Linked DNA regions of Homo sapiens: region 2 is linked to region 1. A link is an interaction called in ENCODE POLR2A ChIA-PET data of the cell type or tissue named here. Cell type or tissue: GM12878. All regions are shown on one strand. Links, peaks and the distances in the headings refer to the core of each region. The heading gives the core; the rest is flanking DNA. Region 1 has its middle 23 kb from the start of STK38. Region 2 has its middle 14 kb from the start of PI16.

What was found. ChIA-PET counts read pairs that join two places held together with the same protein. Peaks named below come from ENCODE experiments on the same cell type or tissue, not always from the same donor. Only the 100,000 strongest peaks of a DNase experiment are listed, where the experiment ranks them.
Region 2: POLR2A ChIA-PET joins it to region 1 with 5 read pairs; 3 of 35 experiments call an interaction of 5 or more read pairs at or near these places.

Annotation. Positions count from the first base shown.
Region 1 is chr6:36,568,616-36,573,003 of GRCh38, reverse strand. No RefSeq gene overlaps it. Among named protein-coding and RNA genes, the nearest start is that of STK38, 23 kb to the right of the region's middle. RefSeq lists a silencer at 1,046-1,246. In GM12878, for the core only: no CTCF peak of the experiment used is centred there; a DNase peak (open chromatin) is centred at 2,521.
Region 2 is chr6:36,938,696-36,943,083 of GRCh38, reverse strand. No RefSeq gene overlaps it. Among named protein-coding and RNA genes, the nearest start is that of PI16, 14 kb to the left of the region's middle. RefSeq lists a silencer at 2,696-3,286. In GM12878, for the core only: no CTCF peak of the experiment used is centred there; no DNase peak of the experiment used is centred there.

The DNA.
Region 1 (4,388 bases), core at 137-4,136:
AAACTCCTAGACTCAAGCCATTCTCCTGCCTCGGTCTCTCAAAGTGCTGGAATTACAGGAATGAGCCATAGCGCCAGGCATGCTACTTTTATAAGTAGGTTTGTTTACACCAGCATCACACAAACACATGAGTAAGGCATTGTGCTACAACATTGCAATGACCATGACATCACTAGGTGATAGGAATTTTTCAACTCCTTTATAACCTCATGGGAGAAACCACCATCTTTTTTTTTTTTTTTTGAGATGGACCTTTGCTCTTTTGCTCAGGCTTAAGTGAAGTGGCATGATCTCAGCTCACTGCAACCTCCCCCTCCCAGGTTCAAATGATTCTCCTGCCTCAGCCTCTGAAGTAGCTGGGATTATAGGTGCCTGCTATCATGCCCGGCTAATTTTTGCATTTTTAGTAGAGACGGGGTTTCGCCATATTGGCCAGGCTGGTCTTGAACTCCTGACCTCAGGTGACCCACCGGCCTCGGCCTCCCAAAGGGCTGGGATTACAGGCATGAGCCACCACGCCCAACCATCTTTTGTGTGTTTGTGTGTGTGTGTGGTTTTTTTTTTTTTTTTTGAGACAGAGTCTCACTGTGTCACCTAGGCTACAGTGCAGTGGTGCAATCTCGGCTCACTCCAACCTCCGCCTCCTGGATTCAAGTGATTCTCCTGCCTCAACCTCTGGAGTAGCTGGGATTACAGGTATGTGCCACCATGCCCGTCTAATTTTTTTGTATTTTTAGTGGAGATGGAGTTTCACCATGTTGGCCAGGCTGGTCTTGAATTCCTGACCTCAGGTAAATCATCCGCCTCGGCCTCCCAAAGTGCTGGGATCACAGGCGTGGGCCATCACACCCGTCCAGACCACCATCTTATATGTGGCCTGTCTTTGACTGAAATGTTGTCACGCAGTGCATGCCTGTATGTCAAAACTTATCAAATTGTACCTGTGATCGTCCTTTTGAAGTGTCAATTTAGCTAGGCTATAGTGCCAGTTATTCAGCCAAATTAATCTAGGTGTTGCTGTGACAGTCTTTTGTAGCTGTAAATTCCATAATCAGTCGACTTTCAGTAAGAAAGATTATCCAATTGTCTGAGTGGGTCTGATTCAATTAGTTGAAAGGCTTCAAAAACAGAGTTGAAAGCCATTTGTGGTGACTCATGCCTATAACCCCATCACTTTGGGAGGCTGAGGCTAGTGGATCACTTGAGCTCAGAAGTTTGAGACCAGTCTGGGCAACATGGTGAAGCCCCATTTCTACAAAAAATACAAAAATTAGCCAGGCATGATGGCACACACCTGTAGTCCCAGCTACTCAGGAAGTTGAGGTGGGAGGATTGCTTGAGCCCAGGAGGTCAAGGCTGCAGTGAGCTGTGATTGTGCTACTGCATTCCAGCCAGGGCAACAGTGAGACCCTGTCTCAAAAAAAAAAAAAAAGGAAGAGTCAGAGAGATGCAACATTGCTGACTTTTAAGATGGAGGAAGGGGCCATGAGCCAAGGAATGTGGGCAACCTCTAAGAGCAAGAAAAAGCAAGAAATACATTCTGCCTCAGAGCCTCAGCATAGAAATGCAGCCCTGCTGACACCTTGATTTGAACCCAATAAGATCCGTGTTGAACTTCTAATCCTATAGAACTGTAAGATAATAAATTTGTACTGTTTTAAACCACTGTTTGTGATAATTTGTTACATCAGCAATATAAAATTATGAATACAGTACCCTTTTAAAATGTGCCATTCTTTATATGTCAGTTATTATTATTATTATAGTATTATTTTTAAGACAGGGTCTTGCTGTCACCCAGGCTGGAGTGCAGTGGCACGATCACAGCTTATTGCAGCCTCAAACTCCTGGGCTCAGGCGATCCTCCCTCAGCCTCCTGAGTAGCTGGGACTACAGCCATGCACCATCACACCTGGCTAATTTAGAGATGGGGGTCTCGGCCGGGCGCAGTGGCTCACACCTGTAATCCCAGCACTTTGGGAGGCTGAGGCGGGTGGATCACCTGAGGTCGCGAGTTCGAGACTAGCCTGACCAACATGGAGAAACCCTGTCTGTACTTAAAATACAAAATTAGCCGGGCGTGGTGGCGGGTGCCTGTAATCCCAGCTACTCGGGAGGCTGAGGCAGGAGAATCACTTGAACCTGGGAGGCAGAGGTTGTGGTGAGCCGAGATTGCGCCATTGCACTCCAGCCTGGGCAACAAGAGCAAAACTCCATCTCAAAAAAAAAAAAAAGAGAGAGATGGGGGTCTCACTATGTTACCCAGGCTGGTGTGTGTCAATTATACTACAATAAAGCTGCTAAAAATTAAATGAAGCTGGGCAATGATACATGCCTGTGGTTCTAGTTACTCAGGAGGATCACTTGAGCCTGGGAGTTCAAGTCAAGCCTGGGCAATAAAGCGAGAACTGGTCTGTCAAAAAAAATAAAATAAAACAAAATAAAATAAATGAATGGTTAATAGAGAACTAGACATACAAACAGTGCCAGTTAATACCACATTGTTTCACTTCTACTTTCAAATTGAGGGTGAAGTGGATGCAACTGTATAGTGGGAAACACACTATTGTTCCCCTAAGTGCAGTTCAATTGTAGCATCAGTAATGGCTCTAGACCAAGTTTATGCAACCTGCCCAGAATGGCTTTGAATGCGACCCAAACTTGAAAACTTTCTTAAAACATTATGAGATATTTTTGTGTGTGATTTTTATTTTAGCTCATCAGCTATCATTAGGGTATTTTTTGTGTGGCCCAAGACAATTCTTCTAATTCCAGTGTGGCCCAGGGAAGCCAAAAGTTTGGACACCCCTGCGAGTCTAGACATTAGGTATCTTCTGATGATATATATGAATAGACAACACCACTGAGACTACAGTCTAGCCATAATGTTTAAATTGAATCTCTTTTACCTTTAGATATAACCTTTAATTTTCTTTTTTTTTTTTTTTTTGAGACGGAGTCTCGCTCTCTCGCCCAGGCTGGAGTGCAGTGGCACCATCTCGGCTCACTGCAACCTCCATCTCTCAGGTTCAAGAAATTCTCTGCCTTAGCCTCCTGAGTAGCTGGGATTACAGGCACCTGCCACCATGCCCGGCTAATTTTTTTTGTATTTTTAGTAGAGACGGGGTTTCACCATCTTGGCCAGGCTGGTCTTGAACTCCTGACCTTGTGATCTGCCCACCTCGGCCTCCCAAAGTGCTGGGATTACAGGCGTGAGCCATCACGCATGGCCCATAACGTTTAATTTTCAGTAAACATAGGGTATAAAATAAATATTTGTCACAAGTAAGCAGACAGACAAATCCAGAAGGTGAAACATTATTTTGCAGGGCAGCTGGCCTGGTCTTTTGGAAAGTCAATATCATGACAAAAGGATTGGAAGAGACTAAAGGCCATGACAATCAGATCAACGAGTAGTCCTGCATCAATACTGGTTTCAGGTCGGGCGCAGTAGCTCATGCCTGTAATTCTGGCACTTTAGGAGGCTGAGGTGAACGGATCACCTGAGGTCAGGAGTTCCAGACCAGCCTGGCCGACATGGTGAAACCTTGTCTCTACTAAAGATACCAAAATTAGCTGGGCATGGTGGCGCAAGCCTGTAGCCCCAGCTACTCGGGAGGCTGAGGCAGGAGACTTGCTTGAACCCGGGCGGCGATGGTTGCAGTGAGCCAAGATTGTGCCACTGCACTCCAGCCTGGGCAACAGAGAGACTCCGTCTCAACAACAACAACAAAAACTGATTTCAACAGATTTGATCTAAAGGACATTTTGGGGCCGGGCACGGTGGCTCACGCCTGTAATCCCCCCAACTTTGGGAGGCCAAGGCGGGCTGATCACAAGATCAGGAGATCGAGATCATCCTGGCTAACGTGGTGAGATGCCGTCTCTACTAAAAAAGAAAAAAAAATAGCCTGGTGTGGTGGCGGGCGCCTGTAGTCCCAGCTACTCAGGAGGCTGAGGCAGGAGAATGGCGTGAACCTGGGAGGCAGAGCTTGCAGTGAGCCAACATTGCGCTACTGCACTCCAACCAGCCTGAGCGACAGAGCGAGACTCCGTCTCAAACAACAAAACAAAACAAAACAAAACAAAACAAAAAACAAACAAAATACTACTACTACTACTAATAAAGGACATTTTGGGGGAAATTTGAATATGGTATAGATATTACACAAAGTGAAAGTTTACAAGAGTGAAAAGAGAGAGTTTGTTGACCAAAAAAGAAAGGTTACAAAATAGTACAAAGCTTATGATTTTATTTGGGTTAAAAAAATGTGCACTGAAAAAGGTCCAGGCCAGGAGTGGTGGCTCATATCTGTAATCCCCACACTTTGGGAGGCTGAGGTAGGTGGATCACTTGAAGTTAGGAGTTCGAGACCAGCCTGGCCAAT
Region 2 (4,388 bases), core at 150-4,149, 370 kb before region 1:
AGGCATACCTTTAGTAACTTTAAATATTTTTTTCAAAGTCTTTCTCTCTAGTTTTAAACAGTTCTCTTTATTTTTAAATTGTCCTAGGCTTACTTTTATATTGTTTTTTTAGATTTTGTTTTATCTGAAATTCTTGGTTTTAGCCATCCTATTGTGTCTATTAATTCTCATACTAGAGGATATCCTTTTGTGTTTTATAATTTTTTATTGCCTGCTTATTTCGGTGGTATTGTATCTGATAGAATCCTCTGTAGCCAAAGGTGCTATGTGGTTTGTGTTTCATTTTGTTTTTGAGACGAGATTTCACTCTGTTACCCAGGCTAGAGTACAGGGGTGTGATCATGGCTCACTGCAGCCTTCAACTCCTGGGCTCAGCCTCCCAGTTAGGCAGGATTAGAGACATTCATCATTATGCCCAGCTAATTTTTTAAAAAAAAATTATAGAGATGGGGTTTTGCTATGTTGCCCAGGCTGGTCTTGAACTTCTGGGCTCAAGTTACCCTCCTGCCTCAGCCTCCCAAAGTGTGGGATTACAGGCATGAGTCACCATGCTGGGACTAGTGCTATGTTCTTTCTCTAGGGTGTTTTTTCTTTTTCTTTTTTTTCTTTTTTTAATTGATCATTCTTGGGTGTTTCTCGCAGAGGGGGATTTGGCAGGGTCATAGGACAATAGTGGAGGGAAGGTCAGCAGATAAACAAGTGAACAAAGGTCTCTGGTTTTCCTAGGCAGAGGACCCTGGGGTCTTCCGCAGTGTTTGTGTCCCTGGGTACTTGAGATTAGGGAGTGGTGATGACTCTTAACGAGCATGCTGCCTTCAAGCATCTGTTTAACAAAGCACATCTTGCACCGCCCTTAATCCATTTAACCCTGAGTGGACACAGCACATGTTTCAGAGAGCACCGGGTTGGGGGTAAGGTCATAGATCAACAGCATCCCAAGGCAGAAGAATTTTTCTTAGTACAGAACAAAATGGAGTCTCCCATGTCTACTTCTTTCTACACAGACACAGTAACAACCTGATCTCTCTTTCTTTTCCCCACATTTCCCCCTTTTCTATTCGACAAAACCACCATTGTCATCATGGCCCGTTCTCAATGAGCTGTTGGGTACACCTCCCAGAAGGGGTGGCGGCGGGGCAGAGGGGCTCCTCACTTCCCAGAAGGGGCGGCCGGGCAGAGGCGCCCCCCACCTCCCGGATGGGGCGGCGGCCGGGCGGAGGCGCCCCCCACCTCCCGGACGGGGCGGCTGGCCGGGCGGTGGCTGCCCCCCACCTCCCTCCCGGACGGGGCGGCTGGCCGGGCGGAGACGCTCCTCACTTCCCAGACGGGGCGGCTGCCGGGCGGAGGGGCTCCTCACTTCTCAGACGGGGCGGCTGCCGGGCAGAGACGCTCCTCACCTCCCAGACGGGGTCGTGGCTGGGCAGAGGCGCTCCTCACATCCCAGACTGGGCGGCGGGGCAGAGGCGCTCCCCACATCTCAGACAATGGGCGGCCGGGCAGAGACGCTCCTCACTTCCTAGACGGGATGGCGGCTGGGAAGAGGCGCTCCTCACTTCCCAGACTGGGCAGCCAGGCAGAGGGGCTCCTCACATCCCAGACGATGGGTGGCCAGGCAGAGATGCTCCTCACTTCCCAGACGGGGTGGCAGCCGGGCAGAGGCTGCAATCTCGGCACTTTGGGGGGCCAAGGCAGGCAGCTGGGAAGTGGAGGTTGTAGCGAGCTGAGATCACGCCACTGCACTCCAGCCTGGGCAACATTGAGCACTGAGTGAATGAGACTCCATCTGCAATCCCGGCACCTCGGGAGGCCGAGGCTGGCAGATCACTCGCGGTTAGGAGCTGGAGACTAGCCCGGCCAACACAGTGAAACCCCGTCTCCACCAAAGAAATACTAAAACCAGTCAGGCGTGGCGGCGCGCGCCTGCAATTGCAGGCACTCGGCAGGCTGAGGCAGGAGAATCAGGCAGGGAGGTTGCAGTGAGCAGAGATGGCGGCAGTACAGTCCAGCTTCGGCTCGGCATCAGAGGGAGACCGTGGAAAGAGAGGGAGAGGGAGACCGTGGGGAGAGGGAGAGGCAGAGTGAGAGTGAGAGTGAGAGTGGTTTGTTCTTTCTTTCTTTGCTCTTTTGGCAGGGTTTTGCTCTGTCACCTGGGCTGGAGTGCTTCCGTGCAGTCTCAGCTCACTGCAGCCTTGTCCTCCCCAGCTCAAGCAATTCTCCTGCCTGAGCTTCCCAAATGGCTGGGACTACAGGTGTGTACCACACCCAACTAATTTTTGTATTTTTTGAAGAGATGGGGTTTTGCAGGCTGATCTGGAACTCCTGGGCTCAAGTGATTCTCCTGCCTTGGGCTCCCAAGGGTGCTGGGATTACAGATGTGAGCCACCATGCCCGGCCTCACACCTGTATTTCTGAGACAGCTGCGCCCACCCCGCCTCCTTTTCTTCTCCCTCTCTCCTGAATTGCTTCTGTGGTCTCGACCTGAATTGTGGTATTGCTCCTCCTCTGGTTTCTCTGCTTCTGCTTCTCTGCCCTTCTCCTTAGCCCTCACTTTGTTTGAGGCAAGTCCTAGATGTGAGGTCTGCAGCTTGTCATGGACCAACCACCTGGGCAGGTCTGACCCTTTCCAAGACTCCTTTTGCCCAGCCTTGTTGGGAAGTCATCATGAGGTGGACAATTTGGGAATGGCCCCACCTAAAGGCTAGTCTTTGCTGTCATTACAGGGCTTATGTCTGGGATCCTCACAGAGACTAGAAGTGTCTCCCATCCCCATCGCAGTCCCTGGCACTTCCTGGATTGTCGAGCGGCTCCCTGCCTCTGCCCTTTTGTATTCGGAGCTACAGCCTTGCCTCCCCTGTTCCCACCACCCTGACCACCCCTCAACACCATCCCGCTGTCAGCTCCGCCGCCAACTGAGGCGACACCTGTTCATGGAAACCCTGTGAGCCTCTTCTGTATCCATACACAATAGGTAATGTTGTTTTACGTGTTTCAAAACATCAGTGTTGTCCAACAGAACTCTCTGTGATGCTGGAAATGTTCTCTGTCTGCCGTCCAATACAGCAGCCACAGACGGCACATGGCTTTTGAGCACTTGAAATGCAGCTAGTGTGACTGAAGAATTGCATTTTGAATTTTAGTTGAAGTTTAAATAGCCGTGTGTAGCTAGTGGCTACCACATTGAACAGCGCAGCCTAGACCCTGCTAAACCTTGTTTTTTTCCTTTCTTCGTTTTTGAGATTTGTTGATGTCGAGGCATGCAGATGTACGCCACTCATTCTCCCTGCTGTGTTCCGTCGTATCAATATGCGGCTGCCTGTTTATCCATTTTCCTACTGTTGGACATAGGGGCTCTTCCTTTTCCTTGTTTCTGTTTTTTTGCTGATACAAATGATGCTGCAGCAATCTTTTTGTATATATCTCCACACGCCTCTCCTAATGTCTTCATTTCCCACCATGGTGGACGGTCCCATGACCCCATGCCCAGGTGACTCGGTAGCCTCCTAGGTGCCTACCCAGCCCAAGTTTCTTGTGCCACCACCCCTGACCCCACACCCACTCCTCCCCTGGCACCTGTCAGCCCAGCCAGCTGGGCTGATGACTCTGGAATATCACTTTCATCCTGTGTCTTTCCCACTCAGGAACCCAGCATGGCTCCCATTGCCCGGAGCATCAGAGCTCAGCCCCTTGCTGGGCCTCAGGCCCCCACCATCGGGCCCTACCTTATGACTGCCTGTGTTTCCCAGCATCCTCTCTCAGCCTCCACTGAGCCAACCTCCTTCTGGTCCTCTGCACACATCCCACTCTTCCTACCTCTGTGCCTTCATTTTTGATGGGAAGCCCCCATGCCCTCATTCTGGAATGTTTTTGCTTCCTGACCCTCCTCCACATACTTCAATCCACTCAGATCCTTCCGGGCCCAGTTCAGGCCTGGCCTCCTCTGGGTGGATTTTCATTCTGCAGCATTCATTCAGGAAGCACTCATGAAGAGCCTACCAGGTGCCGGCCCTGGCCTGGGGCTGGGCTTAGAGCCGGGGCAGGATGGCCCGGCATCTGCTCTATGGAGCTCACAGCCCAGCCTAGGCTGGCAACTCCAGTCTGCCCCAGTTTCCAGTTCTGTCCATTCCCCTTGCAGCTCAGCATGGATGAAGCTTTGAAATCCAGAGAGGAAGATCAGGGTTGGGATTATGGCTGGGGTTCAACAGGAGTGGGGGGCTGGGGGTGGCTGGTTCCCAGGAGGCCTGAAAAGGGGGCCTGGAAGTGGGAAGATCAACCCCAGTGCAGGGCCAGCCCTTGCGTCACAGGATCACTGCTGAGAGCCTGGAGGTGAGCGATCCTGTCAGCACCACCATGCAAGAGACTGATGACTCCATCCGCAGGAATGTCGGGGT